Linked DNA regions of Mus musculus: all the other regions are linked to region 2. A link is a loop called in an ENCODE intact Hi-C map of the cell type or tissue named here. Cell type or tissue: heart. All regions are shown on one strand.

Evidence for each region. Hi-C counts contacts between places; a loop is a spot of excess contacts. Peaks named below come from ENCODE experiments on the same cell type or tissue, not always from the same donor. Only the 100,000 strongest peaks of a DNase experiment are listed, where the experiment ranks them.
Region 1: it touches region 2 in a loop (4-fold over the local background); 5 of 42 quality-filtered maps call a loop at or near these places.
Region 3: a loop joins it to region 2, with 2.3 times the contacts of the local background. A loop is called at or near these places in 2 of 42 quality-filtered maps.

The regions. Positions count from the first base shown.
Region 1 is chr3:149,261,711-149,264,210 of GRCm38, forward strand. The region is part of intron 2 of Gm30382 (a long non-coding RNA gene); the gene reads right to left. Among named protein-coding and RNA genes, the nearest start is that of Gm1653, 12 kb to the right of the region's middle. In heart, no CTCF peak of the experiment used is centred here; no DNase peak of the experiment used is centred here; H3K27ac peaks cover 116 bases.
Region 2 is chr3:149,329,630-149,332,129 of GRCm38, forward strand. The region is part of intron 1 of Gm30382 (a long non-coding RNA gene); the gene reads right to left. Among named protein-coding and RNA genes, the nearest start is that of Gm5149, 1.4 kb to the right of the region's middle. In heart, no CTCF peak of the experiment used is centred here; a DNase peak (open chromatin) is centred at 1,252.
Region 3 is chr3:149,219,056-149,221,555 of GRCm38, forward strand. All of the region lies in intron 2 of Gm30382 (a long non-coding RNA gene), which reads right to left. Among named protein-coding and RNA genes, the nearest start is that of Gm52619, 44 kb to the left of the region's middle. In heart, no CTCF peak of the experiment used is centred here; DNase peaks (open chromatin) are centred at 586, 876 and 1,276; H3K27ac peaks cover 962 bases.

The DNA of each region.
Region 1 (2,500 bases), 68 kb before region 2:
AGGGACTGAAAATTCTGTAACAATCTGACACTACTGGCCAGAGAGCACCAACTTAATGTGTAGGTAAAAGATTGACATGTAGGTAAAAGACTTGGCAAAACTAGGTGCCATTAGCTTACCGAACACTGTCAAAACATGAAGGAAACACGCTTGGGAAGGCTGACTCTGGGGTCCTGATCTGGCAAAGGCACTGCTACTGCTCAAATGGCTTCTGGAAGCATCTCTCTCCTTCTCCGTTCACAGTAACTGCTTCCTCTTTTCTCATCCTCACACTCAGACTAAGATTAAGACTATCTTCACAGCTTCCATGTTTTCAACAGAGACTTCTCATGAAGGAAGTGGTAAAGCACAGAATCTGGGCAGCAGAATTTTCTTTGTCTGTGTAAAGGTGCGTATGTCCGCATATGGACCTGAAGACCATAAGATATCCTTGGTAGTAATTTTCCGGTTGCTTCCAACCTTACCCTGTTACTTAATAAGTAGGCTATACTGACTGGCCACTAACCACAGCTATCTGCCTGTCTCTACCTCTCCCGTTAGGATTGTGAGTTCTTGATACCAACCTTGGTTTTTCAATGTGAATTCCGGGGATAGAACCCAGGCCCTTGGGTTTTCATGGCAAGCACTTGACTTGGCTGAGCCATCACCCAGCCCCTGACTGTGTACGACCCCCTCCTTTCCCCTCCCTTCTCCATGAGATTCTTTCTCTGGACATTTTCTCTGGCAGCTAGTAGTGATTTGTGTTCTGATTTCTTGTTGATAATGACCAAGCCAAGACTTAAATAGAAATGACTTCACTGACATGTCTCAGCTGACCAGAGACAAATTCACACCCCAAAACAACCCTCACTCCCTTCCTTCCACATATCCCAACAAAGAGAAGAAACACATAGCCACTCTGTCTTTTTTTTTTTTTTTCTTTAATGTATTACACAATCAGAATCCTTTGGAGAAGCAGCCCTAAAAATAGGTAAGCACAAACAGGCCTTAATATTTCATGAGCTAAAATTTCAAGGGCTTGGAATTAAAGATAGGCAGGTAGCCAGGGATGCACGGAAGGAAATATTTACTGCTACCCACAACCTCTGCTTGCAAGTAAACACCATTTCCGTGGGAGTCTCTTTCCCTGCTGGGACACACTGGTGACTGGGTGGGACATGGTGACTGATTATATCTCTACTCCTGGGGAGATATGTCACTGTGGACTGTTGGTGTGTTTAATTGTTTCTGAAAATTTCTTCCAAATTTCCTAGAGGCTAGATGATCCTGTCTCTTAATTATTTTTTTTCTAGCTGAATAACCTATTAATGAGACTGTGTTCTTGTAGATCACACTATTTTTTGATAAAGTTTCAATACATTTTGCAGGCATTGTTTAATGTGTATGTAGCATGCATGGCTTTAGTACTGGACCAACCAGCACACAGTGTAGGTTTGACATCAGCAGGCTTCACTTGTGTTAGACTTTTCCACTCAGAGTAAATGCCTTTCCTGTTCTGACTCTGGCCTGGGAAAGAGAACCAAACTTAAACTCATGTACATCTATCTATGCAAGCTAACTTAGGACTGACGGCAGCAGAGCCCTCTGTATCAGGAATTCATCTATGCAAGCTAACTTAGGACTGACGTCAGCAGAGCCCTCTGTATCGGGAACTCGGGACAGTCTCTGGTCCACGATATCGAGTGCCACATGTGCTTCTAAAACTAATTTCCCAACCCAAAATAGTGAGTTCCTTATCCAAGTTTAAGGATGATTGTATTCATTCAAAATCAGTTTTCCCCGGATTAGAAAGGAAGGATTCTTAAGTTTAAATCCCACATAGTGATCACTTTCAACCAGAAACACGTTTAGACTCTAGTAAGCCTAGGCCCAAGTATAATACCTCTCATTTTGAATTTACTTTCTTTTTTAAGGAATAGCCTAAGTATTTTGTTTTATTGCATTTTCCATTCCTGTTTTACGTCACTCAATACTCTGTCATTAGCAGATTGAAGACTTCTGCATGCAACTGAAGATCAGGAATAAAATATACACAAAACTACTTACAAAGTGCTATTTAAAAAGTGGGTAGAATGCAATGTGTGCCTCACTTCTTTGGTCATTTTGCAAAGATATTTACATACGAAGCTCATTTGTGTTAACCCCTTTCTTCCCTTTCTCTTCTAGATTTTTTCTTTTTGTAATTCAAACTGTATACACAAAGTAATGGATGTCTTCAAAGATAATGAAAATATTGGATTGTGAAAATATAAATGAAGAGAACACTGTTAGGGTTTTTATGTAGAGAAATTAGCATATCAGGGGTCAAGGAATGTTGCAGAAATCACAGTGTGCAGCAGATCTCACACATGAGGTTGGAGGAAGGGGGAGAAAGGCTTCCTCTAAGTGGGAGGAGGAGGGATGGCAGAGAGAGAGAGAGAGAGAGAGAGAGAGAGAGAGAGAGAGAGAGAGAGAGAGAGAGATAAAGGTGTCAGAGAGTCAGAGAAAGACAGAGATAAAG
Region 2 (2,500 bases):
AAATGCATAGATACGAACGTTAGGTAGACAAGTTACAGCAAAACAAGCAAGCCTGTGTTCTAGAGCTTTCTGGTGTCTGTGGGTAGACTGTGGTAGTCCAGTGATTTTATACTAAAGGCTTCGTGTGCCAGTCACAGGAATATGAGGTAGACACAGAAGTGGACAGGGAATGACTAGTAAGTGTGTCGTCAGGATGTGCAACAGTCCCAATCTTTTCAACCACAACAGTGGTTTTAATCTTCTAGCCTTGTTGACCCTGTAACATGGGTGTGGCTTCTTTCTGAGAACTTCAGTTCCTGTAGAGTCAGTTTAACCTGAACCTTTACCAAGCTCCAGCCCGAGAAGGAACACTCTGAGGGGTCAGCACCTCAGGCCTCCAGGACGGTGGTGATGAGCTCTGTGTGATCTATCCATCAGACTCCAGCCCACCCTTAGCCAAGGGAGAGGCTGGAGGAGTTCTCTTACGCACTGCGCCTCTGGGCATTTAGGTGTGCACTGGAGAACAGTTGGAACAACTGCCGTGGTCTCTTTACAGACGAGCAAGACCAAGGGAAAGAAAGGTTAACTGATAAATGTGCCTCTTAGGGGAATCTGACTCTCACCGTGTCAGACTCATGTGCCACCTTAAAGTCTATCCCTGATGCCTTCCCAGTGAGGTCACTGTCCCAGGCATCCTGGAATCTACGATGCAGTTGCCGCCTAGTTCTGCCGTTCCACCATCAGTGCCCCGCCAGGGTGCTTTTCCACCACGGGACCTTGCACTGTCCTTGTCCCAAAGGCATTATGCTGTCTATGGCCTTTCAGTGGATTGGAATCTTAGGAGACTATGAAGGAGATTGACCCGCACTAATCTATAATCCTTTCATTGTGTTGTAAAATTATGAGAATTATTCAAGTGAAGTAGGAAATTGACTGCCATTTGATTAAATAAAGAGGAAGGAGAACAAAGTAATTTTCTTAAATTGAGGGCAAATAACTGTCACACACACAAAAAATCAAATTTCTTGGCATATAAATAGGTCACATCCTTTGTCTACCCGGCATATTTGGGTGGGAAAGGCCTGGCTCTGGATACCCTCACCCAGAGCATCCTTCAGCCAGATGGACCTTCCTTAACACGGAAGGAGATCAAGCCGCTCCCTGCGAGCTCAGCGGGCGTAGTTCCAGAGGGTATTTACTGTAAGTTTAGCAATTTCCATTCTGAAGACCTTTTGTGCACGGCAGAGGGACAGCTCTCGGCACAGAGGAAAAGATGGGTGGTGGATGAGGCGTGTCTACCCTCCCCAGGAAACCCCTGATAGTCTTGAAACTTCCCCTCCAGACTATTATACAATCCAGTGCCGTTTCCAAGCAGGAAGTATGATATTCCAAAGACAACTTGACCTCCCGATTGAAAATAGGACTGGGCAAGTAGGTGGGTGGGGGTGGACTGAGGAGAAGGGAGAAGAGTTCAGGCCTGGTGTAAGTCAACCAGATGCACAGACACAAGCATGTAAATTTTGTTAGGAACACACGGTAACATTTCTCTTATGACAAAAATCCAGATTATTTATTCCCCTTGGAGTACATGGGCGCGCCGAGTTTCTAAATGTTCTGTTTGAAAAACTCAACATAACTACAGAAAGCAACCTTTAAACCAGAGCACCCTGTTTTGTTTCCTGCATCCTCACTGGGTGGATCCTCTGATGCCTTGACAGCATCCAGCTTCCAGGAGTAAGCCTCAAGACTGGTTGCTGGGGGCTTTTACCCACTGCTCCTCAGCTGCAGCCCTAATGGTCCCCCAGACCTGTAAGCCCACAATTGCTCTATTGTTTACTTCACAGTCTGAAAAGCCATGGTCCCCATAATCCTAACGGTCATGTTCCCTCAGCAGCAGGTCCCCATCTCTAGTTCCCAGAGGGGCTTCAAATGCAGGCAATAGATTAGCATCTCCATGGCTTGGTGCAATCTATGGCAAACCTATCTGCAAGGGCCCTTTGAAAAGTGTGGACAAGGCTAAATGATTTGCTGTGAGACAATTGTGTTCTTGAGGTGGAGAGAAATTAGGGATAACTTCTGAGGACTGAATGCACTGGCTGAGGGGTAATACAACGCTGGGGACCTCTTGGCCTCTCTCAGCGTTTTGTTCTGTTTCAAGGGATGGGGGAAGGGGACTTCCAATTGTGTCCCTGATGATCAGAACATTGCCTCCGTGAGAGCTCAAGAAAGACACATGCCACTACCAATTAACCATCAGCGGGGCAAGGTATTTATCCTTTCTGTCAGATTCTGTGGGAAGCGTGCCTTATTAGCATTGAAGCCCAAAGAAGTAACCCAGCCGTCCACATTTGCTTACCCTCCCAGGAAAAGCAGACAAGAATTGTTGGTTTGCAAACATATATAGGGAGATAAATAATAAATAAACACCTCTTGTTCTTCCTGGTCTCTACTTGAATGCCCAAATTAAAAATCACCCAATGAAATCCTATTTCCTGCCTGGCTCTCTCTGTTTTTACATTCA
Region 3 (2,500 bases), 110 kb before region 2:
CTTCTGTAATTATTTGGGGGATTTTAGAGAAAAGGTTCCAAGAAGCCAGTACCACATATTTACTAAATCTTAGGCAAAACAAAGACCGAGAACTAGAAAGCCCTACAGCTCAAAACGAAAGGTACAAAAGCCTACAGGTACTTTCTGAAAAGCTAAAGGTAGGAAGACTTTAAAACTGCTTACAAGCAGCAAATCTTCGAAGCAGTCGATGCTTCTGCAACTGTAGGATTTCCTCATGCTAAGTAGCTTTAAAACTACTTAGCAGCATTAAATTGATGTCTTACTCACTACTTAGCTTGCTCCAGGACTTACCAAAGCAAGCTCTCCCAATTACAGCTGGCTCGCAAAAAGGCACCTCAGCCGGATTTCCAACTGGTGAAAGAATTTGGTGCAATTTCAATTTGAATTCTGTGATAGGGAAGGTGGGGGCGGAGCAGCATTTTTAAAATGCCAATCACAACCATTCGGTGTTTCCTGAAGCCAATTCAGTTGACTACAAAGAGGGTTAAAATGAGCAGGGAAGAAAAGGAGGAGCAGGGAACTGGAGGAAATGAGCTTTGTTTTGTTCCCTGAAAGGCTTTCCTCGGATGCACGTGGCTCGGGACTGTGGCCAATCTGACAAAGAATATTCTAGAGTGGCTGGGATAAAGCCTTACCAATTCCTCAAAGCATTCCTAGGTTCTCTTTCCCGTGTTGAATACTTCCATTATAGGATTGTGATTTTAAAAAATAAGAAAGTAAAATAAGATGGCAGAGACCTGCCGTAGTTGAATTCGCTGATTAATGGTTACTGTGAGATGATCTGAGCAGTTTGAAGCAGTGGCCTAAACTCCTGACTTTTACCCGGTCCATTCCATCCCGGCTTCGCAAACCTCAGCTCCTGGAGGAAGTAGATCTGGGAAGAAGAAGCGAAACTTGCTGAGTATTTTGAATCTCAAAGGCTGGCACTTTGTGACTCTTTTTCCAAGACAATAGTCAGGAAATTTGGCTGGTAAGAAAGAAAGGGATTTTCTAAAGTCTTTTATTCCCTTAACTATTGAGAAGCAGGCCAGACTAAGCATCCTAAAGTGGAAAGGAGAGTGGATTAGAAAGAAGGTGAGACATTCCTAGTCCCTTAGTTGTCTTTAACAGCTGAGAGGATAGCCACTGTTTTCCTTCTCTCTGTGACTTCCTGTGGAGGGGGGTCCAGGGAGAAATGGGTAGGGAGAAGTTCTAGAAGGGCTTGTGGAAGCAAACAGCACTTTGCCCTTCCTGGGAGGCCCCCTGGGAATCACCCAGTCACAGTCTAATTCTGCCAACTTCTTAAAGAGCAGAAACATCTGCATATGGCTCTCCAGCCCCCAGCTCTGCAGAGGTCTGTATGGTCACTCCTCAGAAATTCCCAGTCTGCTGGGAAAGGACGCACTTTGTCAACTTTAGCCCAGAAGGTCGTCTAAGGGGAAGGAAGCAGGCCACTGCAGACAAAGCTGAAGGCGGGAATTGTAGTTAGTCCTGTGTTAAGGAATACCTAAGAGTCAGCAAAAGTAGGGAGGGAGGAGACGGCAGAGGGAAGATGCGTGGAACACTGTCATGGTCCAGTGAATAAACACAAGCAATGTCACCAAAGTCAGCTTCCAGAATGTTCAGGGCAGTCGCTCTAAGCCATGCAGGAAGAGGCATCGGGGAAAGGATACCCTTGGCTGTTCAGGAGAGTCACTCTGAGCTGTCCAGGAGGAGGGCCTGGGGAAAGGATGGCCTTGGAGGACACCTGTGTGGGCTACAGGGCCCCACCCTGTCTGAGAGTGACAGGCCTTACTTCTTCACATAAGTCCAGGTGAAGGAGATGGGAATCTGACAAATGTTTCTGACTCACCGAAACAGAAACTAAATTACATAAAGACATGGCTTAGATTACCACATGTGACTGAATCAACAATTTGAAATACCCTTTCCACTGCACCAGAAGACAGTAGGGTGGTGAAGAAGGCCTAGTCAGGTAAAAAGGACCCAAGTTTCAGGGTTCTAATTCCTCATTACTATATCTTAGCATATTATTATTTACCCTAGCCATGACATCCGGTGTCAAACAAGGACTGTTAGCTTTGGAGGCCGGCTGACAGGAAGAGGGAAGGATAAAGAGTTGATACTAAGTTAGAAGCAAGAGTCCTGTGGTAACACAGAACCATCAGGAAACTTCTTTCTGACAACTCTGATCTTGCTTTTTAAAACGCACTGGCTCCGGATTACTTCCCACAGAAAGTGTAATTGCATCAAAGGCCACCTACTAAAGAGCTTGGCCTCCAACCCAGGATTATTAGCTGCTGTCTCCCCGTGCATGCCCTTCCTCGTGGGGAAGATGGGCAAGAACTAATAGGGAAGTTTAATAGCGGGATAGAATTGGCAGGGCTTGGTAACTTGGCTGAAAATTGTATTTCAGGTAGAGAAGAAGGAAGGACGAAATCAGAGAACAGCTGCAGATGGCGTTACGTTCTTTTAGCATTCGAGCTGGTGGGAATGGCAC